Regions from separate parts of the Homo sapiens genome. Here all the other regions are linked to region 3. A link is a loop called in an ENCODE intact Hi-C map of the cell type or tissue named here. Cell type or tissue: GM12878. All regions are shown on one strand. Region 1 overlaps NOL4 (nucleolar protein 4). Region 2 overlaps LOC124904280 (a long non-coding RNA gene). Region 3 holds the start of NOL4 (nucleolar protein 4). Region 4 has its middle 260 kb from the start of ASXL3.

The links. Hi-C counts contacts between places; a loop is a spot of excess contacts. Peaks named below come from ENCODE experiments on the same cell type or tissue, not always from the same donor. Only the 100,000 strongest peaks of a DNase experiment are listed, where the experiment ranks them.
Region 1: it touches region 3 in a loop (4-fold over the local background); 7 of 110 quality-filtered maps call a loop at or near these places.
Region 2: it touches region 3 in a loop (7-fold over the local background); 6 of 110 quality-filtered maps call a loop at or near these places.
Region 4: a loop joins it to region 3, with 4 times the contacts of the local background. A loop is called at or near these places in 2 of 110 quality-filtered maps.

Annotation. Positions count from the first base shown.
Region 1 is chr18:34,157,990-34,160,489 of GRCh38, forward strand. All of the region lies in intron 1 of NOL4 (nucleolar protein 4), which reads right to left. Among named protein-coding and RNA genes, the nearest start is that of NOL4, 66 kb to the right of the region's middle. In GM12878, a CTCF peak has its summit at 1,258; no DNase peak of the experiment used is centred here.
Region 2 is chr18:34,321,395-34,323,894 of GRCh38, forward strand. All of the region lies in intron 1 of LOC124904280 (a long non-coding RNA gene), which reads right to left. Among named protein-coding and RNA genes, the nearest start is that of NOL4, 98 kb to the left of the region's middle. RefSeq lists an enhancer at 1,020-1,079. In GM12878, a CTCF peak has its summit at 1,496 (motif pointing left); DNase peaks (open chromatin) are centred at 1,137 and 1,447; H3K27ac peaks cover 1,054 bases.
Region 3 is chr18:34,224,079-34,226,578 of GRCh38, forward strand. It overlaps NOL4 (nucleolar protein 4), which reads right to left and starts at 835. Exons shown (of 11, transcript NM_003787.5): 1 at 1-835. In GM12878, a CTCF peak has its summit at 1,061; no DNase peak of the experiment used is centred here; H3K27me3 peaks cover 120 bases.
Region 4 is chr18:33,838,632-33,841,131 of GRCh38, forward strand. No RefSeq gene overlaps it. Among named protein-coding and RNA genes, the nearest start is that of ASXL3, 260 kb to the left of the region's middle. In GM12878, a CTCF peak has its summit at 1,015 (motif pointing right); a DNase peak (open chromatin) is centred at 1,073.

The DNA.
Region 1 (2,500 bases), 66 kb before region 3:
TTAAGTATCCCACCTATCAGCTTTAAAAAAAAGAAATAGTTATCTTGCATTGTTGGGATTTTCTAAAGAGGTAGTATCAAAGTCAGCTGAAAAGGCTTGTCTATTCAAACTTGCAGAACTATGTAAGGAAACTCATGATTATCAGTAGCAAAAGCTACCGGGGTGCTTTCAGAGAATGAAAGCTTTACCATATATACACTCAACAGAAAAGAAATTTGAGAGCAAGGGGTTGTGACCAACAGTAGTTCACAGAGCCTGCCAGGGTATGGCTGGCAATTCAAGATCACAGATGCCTCCATTTGCTCTAATCAGGGAGAGTCTTTTTTACTAAGTGCATTTACGTCGGTAGTCAGTAGAGATGCATCTATGCACTAAATCTTGCACCTGAGCTGAGTGTAAGTAGTCGAATATTTAATTTACCCCCCACCCTCGAGTTCAAAAACAGAGCCATGTGGAAATAAATCCCCTTGCAAAGTCAAAAACTGACCTCAAACACAGATGGATTAGAGCCCAGAAAAGAGATTTTAGCACTGGCATATAGAACTGGAAATGAGATGGGAAAAGAAGGGGTTTCTAAACAGCTCGTTTTTACGTACTATGTATCCCAGATATCCTGACACAGAATTGTTCTACTCATTTGTCAAAAAGTGTTTATTTCAGGGGTGCTTAGCAGCAAGAGAACATTCCTATAAATAGCTATATATCCTTCTAATGAAAACTAGGGATTCTACATATCTGCTGTAATACAAGAAACACGCTACTTTTAAAATATATTTCTTCTGATAATTAAATAGGGCCCAGGACAGTGTTTTGTAGAATTAAACCAGCTGTCTGCTAATAGAAGAGGCGTGGCAGACGGTATAAAAGGAAGCGTTTTCCATCCTCTAGACCATTTACTCTGGAAGATGCTGAGATACAAAATGTAGAATGGAAAGCCAAATAAAGGCAGGCATGGTAATGGAACAAGGACAAATGTTGGACGTCTGCCCTCTCACTTCCTGTTTGTGGGAGACAAGCGGTGGCAGCTGCTGGGTTAGAGTCCCTGGAAGAGATGCTGGGGCAAAAGAGAGCTCGGGTTGCTGTTTCTACTTCAGCGGCGGCGGCTGGAGCAGCGGGTACAGGTGAGGTTGCCCTGGCGGTGTCCATAGCAACGCTGGAGGGGGTGGCAGGGAGAAAGGCGCCCTCCACCCTGTCAGCCTCCTCCTCGCCTCCCCCGACCTGCAGGCGCGCTAAGCGCTCCGGGCGCCGCGCTCCGCGAGGGGGAGCAGTGCTCCCAACCCGCGACCCTCCGCCTCAGACATCACAGTTGCCGCGGCAACGGCCGGAGGAGGAAGGCCAAGGCTTTTCTCCCGCTGACGTCCCCCGCCACCAGTACCCAGAGTGCTGGGGCCTGGATGAGATCTGCGTCCGCTTCACCCGAGCATGAGCTTGGGTCTCTCGGAGGAGCAGGAGACGCGGGCTCGAAGCCGCGGGCCTGACCCTGATCCGTGGATGCCGCCGCCGCCTTCTCCTCCCCTGGGTGGTGGGGGACAGGGCCTGGGAGGCACGGTCACGCCGAGTTTGAGCACGTGACCTTCCAAGAGCTTGAGAGTCCCCTAGAGAGCAGGCCCCACCCCAATCCATCCCGCCTCGCCGGAGGGGTCCCTCTGGCTTTAGTCCTTCTCTTCTAATTCCCTGTATGTCCCGACCCGACCAACGGCAGCACACTCTCCCAGTCCCTTCACTCCCACCTAGAATTATCTTCGAGGACTATAACGCCGGATCCTTTCTCCCTTTTTTCTGCCCTTCCCGGGTGTCTGGGGAGCAAAGGAAGGGTCAGAGGCCTTCAGAAAAGGTTGCCCGCTCAGACAAGACCAGAGAGCACCCAGGACCCGACCCCGCTCGCTGTAGGCCTCTCAGCGGGAGAGGGATGCGGGGAGGGGAGTGGGGTGGGGTGGAGTTGTCAGCTGGCCATATCCAGTCATCCCTGGCCAGGTAAACTAAGTGCTCAGTAGGGGCACCCGTAATGGACTTCAAAATTGCATACAGGAACAGATTTTGCTCAGAGCCCAACTGAATCCTGTTTTTATTTACTGGAGCAAAACAAACCCAGGCGGAGAAGGGTGTCTTTTCTGGCAGCTAAGTCAACGGGGACTCTTGCCTCGCTTTCCAATATATCAAAAGGAGGAAAATTTTGCAAGAAACTCTATTGTTCAGCTGTAGACAAAGAAAAAGGCAAAGAAACAACTTTTCAATTCTATATGGATTGAAAAAATGAAAATTTTTGAGGGCAGTTTTTCTAAAGTATACAAAATGGACCTATCCTCCTCTTGAATAATGTTTAATATTTTATTGCTGTAACTAGGGCTTTTCATGAAAAAAGATTTTATTGTGATATTTCAATGTAATTCTCAAAATTTTTAAATTAAAAAATATTGTAAGTAATAAATGTGTTTCTGATTATATATATTATATACTTGATTTTCCAGAGATTAATGGAGATGCTTGTGAATCTATGTAT
Region 2 (2,500 bases), 97 kb after region 3:
ATCAGAACAGGGGTAAGGGAATGAAGTTATGAGAAAGCCACTATTTTGAGATAGTATGCTGACCCCTGGGGTATCCACACCTACTCCCAGTCATTCAATCAAATGCAAATCTGGATTCGCTGTGAAGGGGTCTTGCAGTTCCACTGAAGGACCCATGCCAGTTAATTTTAAGAAACGGAGGGATTATCTGGGTGGGCCTGACCTAATCAGTCTCATTAGCCCTTTAAAAGCAGAGAGATTTTTTATTTTTCTCAAGCAGGCCACAGAGGAAGAAGTCAGAAACACATGTTCTTCTGGGCCTGGAAAGAAGCAACGCTATGCTGTGAATTTCCAATAGGAGCCACATGGCAAGAAATTGTGAGTGGCTTCTAGGAGCTGAAAGTGGCCCCTAGCTGACAGCAGGAAAATGTGGACCTCAGTCATAGGACCACAAGGAAATGAATCCTGGCAAAAACATTGAGCTTGAAAGCATCTTGATGTCAACGCTGTGATAATCTGAGCACAGAATTCCACCATGCCATTCCCAGACTTCTGATCTACGGAACTGTGAACTCATAAAAGGATATTTTTAAGCCATTAAGGTTATGGAAATTTGTAACATAACAGTAGAAATCTAATATACCTCTATGATTAGAGAAAATAGTAGATAATTTAATAGTTGTTTCTTATATTGAAAAATACTTCTTAGGCATTCTACTTATAATTTCCTCTTCATGTAGCTCAGCTGAAATGTCATTCTCATCCACAGTTTGAGATAGTACACTGGCCCCCGGTGTACACGTACCTTCTGTTAATTATGTACTATAAATCACCAGGTCAGCCTTTCTCCAGGTAGGCAGAACTGGACCTTTCTCTACCTTAAGGCAATTTCCCTCAAGGGAAAAACAGAGGATCCCAGGAGGCAAAACACAAAACAAGACGCTGCTATTTCAGAGCATTCTCTACCCCAGGACTGTTTGCTTTGTGGAGATTGGGAGTCTAAATTTAAATGGCCTCATACAAGAACTCTACCCATTAAACTTTGTTTTTCTTTATCGCAGTAGTACATTTTATTTCAAGATGGCTACAGCAAGTGAGCAAGCTGTTGGTCAGGAAGCTGGGGTGTGCTGAAAATTCCCCGGTGATTCATTTATAGAGAGAATGACAAGAGTTCTGAATGGACAAGAGGGGAACGGTGGCCACAAGAAAGCTCTGGGAGTATCATTAAACCAGTTTCCTTATTGTTCAGAACCGGACAGGTTCCACCTGGTCTTCACTCTTGGGTCCAGGTGGCTCCAACTGCATGAACCAAAATAAAGGGCATCTGCAGGTTTTCCAGAGGGAGAATGACGCAGAGAGGAGGTAGAGAAAACATTAAAAAGAATATTTATTTTCTAGGACCATGGAAAGCTGAGTAGTGAATTTTATTTTTAACTTCATTTTTTGATCAACCCTTTTCTTGAAAAGAAAACGCTAGCGATTTCACTTAAGGCACAACCAGAGCGCCACCATGTGGTGCAGTCTTTATGGACGCACGCGGGCTTAGAGTGGGTTTGCAGACTGAGAAAGTATTGCAAGAAAAAAATTGTACATCGTGACAAAAGCCAGAAAACTTAATAATAAAGATCATGCGTGTTTTCGAAAGTTTGGTGATAGCCTTGTTTTTTTTATCATCGTATTTCTAGAAGGTATGACAATGACTCTCACATTTAAAACTGTGTAAGGTTATCACTGGTGTCATTTTTAAAGTGAAGTTATTTTGTTTAATTGCCTTATTTAAAAAAACAGAACCGAGCTAACACTAGCACACAGGAACAGAAAAGTATATGCTCTGCTTCATGAATACTCACATTTTTTTGCAAATTCCTCATAGAGATCAGCTGGTATTAGTGGATTTCTAGATTATTTGTTTGGTTGTGAGGTTGCTGTTTGTGAGCAGATAGAAAAAAGGTGATCTCATTCATCAATTCGAATAATGAGTTCAATCATGTTGTGTCCTTGTAACACTCTGCTTTAGGTTAAAATTCTGGAAGAGAGTGCGTGATTAGCTTTTCTTGATCTTCTGACCAACCTTTGTCCAGGGGCCCTGACTTACAGTCTGGCCAAGACTACATGCAATGAAGGGTAGTTCACAAAATCAAAAGTAGGCTTAGAATAGCAAGGAGGTAGGCAAAAGCCAGCATATGACAAGTGTGCTTTGTGTCATTTCAGGGACTAGTTTATCCCTAGATATCACTAGGCACCAAACGTATGGCACACATACATGTCCTAACTCCCAGTGTCTGCTTACTGAATGATGCAGAGCATCCTGAGCTGCCTGAGATCTTCTGGTCCATGGACATTCTGCCACTATGGGCTCCTGATCAAAGTTTAATCTCAGAGTCACTGAGGTCACCTGCCACTATATTATAAGCTTCCCAGAAGCTCACACAGTATCTGCTTTCACTGTATCTTAGGTCCATTTCTGGCCCGAAGATATTTGTGTTTTGTTTTTATGCTGCATATTCAGGTATTTCAATGG
Region 3 (2,500 bases):
GCCATAGTTCTACAGGATAGATTGTAGTGCCCCAAACAGATATCCGTTCCAGGGGGATGTGGGTAACCGAAGGCAGGCCGCTGGCGGCGGGTATCCCGAATAATGATGGGACCCCCAGACAGGACTCCTCTGGTTTCTGCTGAACAAGACATAGAAGTAAGTTTAGGATACAGATGCTTGAAAACCTTTGCACGAAATTAAAATATATACAGAAAGATCATTTTCCCCTTGCTTGGTCACAGTTTGCAGTTCACACGGGAGGTTTCAGTTGTCTATTTTCCCCCTGCCACGTCATGGACACCCCCTCCACTGCTCTGAGTAGCCAAATATGAGTTCCTCTGGACTATTTTTCCAAGCAGATGAAGTCAGCAGTTGCTCCATTCAGGACTTCCATCCATTTGTTTCCAGAGCTGGAAATAGGGGAGTTCCCATCCTCCTCGCGCGGCGGCTGCGGCCGCTCCTCTTTATTCTACTCTCACCCGAGGCCCGCGCCCGTCCCGGGGAGCGGCTCTGCCAGGAAAACGGCCCGACCAGTGCCCGGCGCCTGGGCTGCGTCCGAGCCCACCTTCTTCCCTCGTCGTCGTCTCCCAGACTAAATCCCGGAAAGGGAAAGCGGGATGTTTGCGCCCACCGCGCTGTAGCTGGTCCTGACACTTGCAAAATGGTCAGTGGCTCCTGCTCGGCCAGGCTGAGTGTGTGCGTGTGTGTGAGCAAGGGAGCGAGGGTGTGCGGTGTGCAGGGGGTGCGCTGTGTGTGCGCGCGTCTCCGGGAAGGTCTCGCGGCGGCTGGAGCCGGGACTGACAGCCCGGGCGGAGCGCAGGCAGCTCCACACGCTAAACCTCTCGCCTCTCCCCTCACCCCCACCCCTCCCACTCCCCTCTCCTTCCCCCACCCTCCCCGGCCCCTTCCAAGCTCTCTGATTGGCCAATGGGACAAAAGTTTCTGTGGAGACGGCTGGGCGCTGACGTCACGGGCAGAATTGTCCCATTTAGGGATCCCGGGGGCAGTGCGCATGCTGCAGGCTGCAGGTTAGAGGCAGAAGGAGGTAGCAGCGGGCCCGGCGGCAGCCAGGTGGCAGAAAGGAGCACGCAGCATCCAGGTGGGGGGACGACTCCAGCAGGGTTTCCATGGAGATTCCTCTGGGTCTAGCCTAAAAACAGCAGATCAGCTGACACCATTAGCTCAGGACCTAATTACTGCTTATTGGAGCAACAAATGAGGGAAAGGGCCAGCTGCAAAGGAAGAGTTTTTATCCCCCCACCCCATTCCCCCATCTCCTTTCTCCCCCTCTCTCCATCCCTCTTGAGTCCCGGGTGAATTCTCATTAACTTGCAAGATTCCTGCAACAACAGCTCCCCTTCTCCAGAGGCCACCCCGACTGCTTTTATTCTTTTATTTCCTTCTTTTGTATTAAAAAGAAATGCTAAAATAAATCAGTTGTTGAGTCCTTGAATTTTTGTTCAATACGTATTAGACCATAGAGCTCAGAGAAGACACTGTCCAATGAAGTCACAAGTGAATCTAATACAAGGGACTCAGGGGAAAAATATCACTTTCAATTTATTGAGGTGAATCTTTAGATATTTCACATTAAAAAAATCTTAATATCTTAAATACATAAATATTTGAAACACGCAATTGGACAGAAGATATCCTGAACCACCCTTCTAGTGGGGTATACTTCACAGGAGCAACTCTGTTAAGTTTCCCTTTGTGGCATCAGAGCTCAATTTAGTTAGATATTGGTCATGTGTTTCCTGGAAGTTTCTGGAAAGATAATTGGTCCTGGGGTAGTCATTCAAGAATAAGCTGGTTCTATAGAATTCACTTTCTCATATGGTTATAGTTCACAATTATAGAACTATTTTATGCAGCTTTTCATCTAAAAAGGCATCCCATCCCCTCTAAGCTTTATTTATGTACTTTCAGCCTCCAAAAACCTTCCTTAATCATTCAACTTAATATTAACTTTCTTCTATAATCATCTGTATTGTGTCTTTCAAACATTTTTTAGCCCTGTCTTGTAGTAAGCCATACACTTTACATTGACATGTAGTGCATACATACATTTGTTCTGCAAAAATTTTATGAAAACATCTATTTTATTACCTGCAATATACACTGATATTTGCCTTTTTCTCTCCTGTTGATTTTGTTATTATTATTTGGTAAAGTATAGTCCCAACCAAAAAAATTTATTTTATGACCCAGCAAAGAATGACTGGCAACCTACAATTTGAAAAATATTGTTTTAGATCATAATGACTACACTGCTCCTTTTACCTTATTTATATTTTCATATGAGTATGTTTTGTTGGTCAAATAAAATCTTAATTGGAAAACCCTTGAAAGTTTATGTCTTTTTTCTTGTTTTGTGCAATGAACAATGTGCACAGTAAGTGCTTAATAAATTGAGTTAATAAATTAATGAAAGAAGGAGAACAAGAGTAAGGGAAGGAAGGAAGAAGGTAGGCATAATCTTTGTCCATTCTTGTTGGCT
Region 4 (2,500 bases), 390 kb before region 3:
TTGTTACTCCTTTAGAGAGAGAGCATTAACCTACAGTTCGGAGACATAGACACTTTGTTTTGTGGTGTTGGAACTTAGCACAGGGTCAGAATTTAAAGGTACTGGAAGATATCTCAGTTAACCTGTCTTGCTCATATTAGATGTTTTAAGCGAGATTTTGGAAGCACCTGCTTCAAATCAGTGTATAGTTGGCTTATTTAGCTAATGCTTTAAAAGATGTAGGGCATATTGTTGATTAAAGAAAAAAATTATATACTGGTAGAGGTCAGTATGCTGGTTTATAGGATGGTGTTCTTATCTAAGTAAGCGCAGGGTAATGGGGTAGGGATAGCTTGCTTTATCTTGACATACACGTGAGGTTTGGTAGGGTGAGTTGTGAAACTGGAAGGGACACATGAGGCCAGAAGAAAACATTAAGGTCAGGTGTAACTAATCAGTCTTCTCTATAAAAGAAACTTAGTATCTTATACAATATGCATTTTTAAAATCAGGGACTTTATATATTTTATTATTATATTTATTATATCAGACATGACATTTACTCTATGAATTAAAAGTTAAAGATATTGCACTAAATATGAGTTAATACAAGTAAATATGAATATATGCTATCTCTAATTTTCAGAAGTTTAATTTTTAGAAGTTTAACTTAGATAGCCTTTCCAATTATATTCTTCAACAGAGTGTCAGATGATAAGAACTGAGGTGCAGAGTTAATTATTAAACAAATCACACTTTAAAAATACTTCTACAGAAATAAAAGATTAATTTTGTTTTCAAAACGTGTCCTATATATAGGTTTGCTTTTCTCTTTATTTTACTGGTAGCCATCTTGTACTCCACTTGCTTTGCTATTTATTTACTCTGGAAGTAGAAAGGAATGTGGGGCAGGGAAGAGCAGTTGTAACATGTAATTTACTCCAGCAAAAAGAAAAATTGTGTTTCTTGGTAAAAAAAAAAAAGCTTCAGTGCTCTTTTGCTAGTCCCTGTTTGTCATTACTCTCTCTTCCAGTAGAGGGCAGGATGTAGCAATCTGTGAACTCACACTTCTAAGGGGTTAAATGAGGAGGAGTATCATGCTCATTTCGAGTTGCTGTTTAAGTAATTAAAAAGCTGGGTTTTTTTTTCGTGGTGTATATGATCCTGGTTTCTTCCACTGAATCCCCTAAAGAGATATTGTGATAATTTTCAAAATACCGCATTGCAATAAATCAACACCTACCCCAGTTCTCCTCTAGAATGCTTCCAAGGATTTCAAAAAAGAATTTTCCACCGTTGGCAAATAAGCAAGACAAATTTTGCTATGCATTACAGTCTATATTCAGATGTTGTATTTTAGGACAAGAAAACAATATAAACGTTTATTATTAACTAAGAGGAGCCACACAGCAAATGCTTGCTGAACAGTGACACTTGTGCCTGGCATGCTCCCAGCTCTTGGGCTACAGATGCAAATGGAAGAGAAACTCTGCCGGCAAGGATCCTGCATTCCACTGAGAGGAGAAAAACAATCCAAACAGAAATGGCCAAATAAATAAAATAATTTCAAGCACTTATAATTACTGGAATAAAAATGAAATAGGGTACACAATGTTGGGGTAGCCAGATTATCAGGAAAGACTCTTTGGGGACTGAGAGTCAGTTCCCCAAATTGCATATGGACTGCTTTCCCATAGCACATTTTTTTAGGGTCATGTTTTGGCACTAAGAACAACTTTTCCCATTAAAAGTGTAACATGGTGATTATATCCCTAGCACAGCTCATAAAAGACTCGCAGTCAGAAAACATAAACAAAGTACTGTTTGAATTCCGGATGTCTGCTTTAAACAGATCCCTTGACCTGTCTAACACTCTTCCCCTGCAATATCATGATCATAACAACTGGGAAGGTTATTGAGAACATTAAAGATAATGCACAAGGGAGCCAAGTAAAGTACCTGGCATACAGTAGTGGTGGAGAGCTATAATCTATAATATAATCCTCTAGACAAACATTTTCTATAAAGGACCAGATAATAAATATTTTTGGTTTTGTGGGCCATATCATCTTTCTTGTATCTACTCACTCAATTCTACTGTTATTGCGTGAAAACAACTATAAGCAGCATGTAATAAATGAGCATGGTTGTGTTCCAATAAAACTTTATTTACAATAATGGGAGGCAGGCTAAATTTGGTCCACTGGCCTTAATTTTATGACCCTTGTTCGGAATATATGCATAGTTATGACTATATTGATAAAAGTATAAGTAATTGGAGTACATTATAATGCAATTTAACTCCCAAATATAGCAATAATTGTGTGATAAGAAGCATTTACTGATCTTTTTCAGTGTGCCAAAAATATGTCTCTACTCAGTCCAAGAGATAGGAACACTCCCAACTACCCAGTGTTTTCTGTTATAAACCAGAAGAGATTTACTGCCTGGGCCATCCTTTCCTCACAGGAGAGCTGCTAAGGGATAGAGTGGGGTCTCTAGGGAGAGAGCTGGGTGCTTT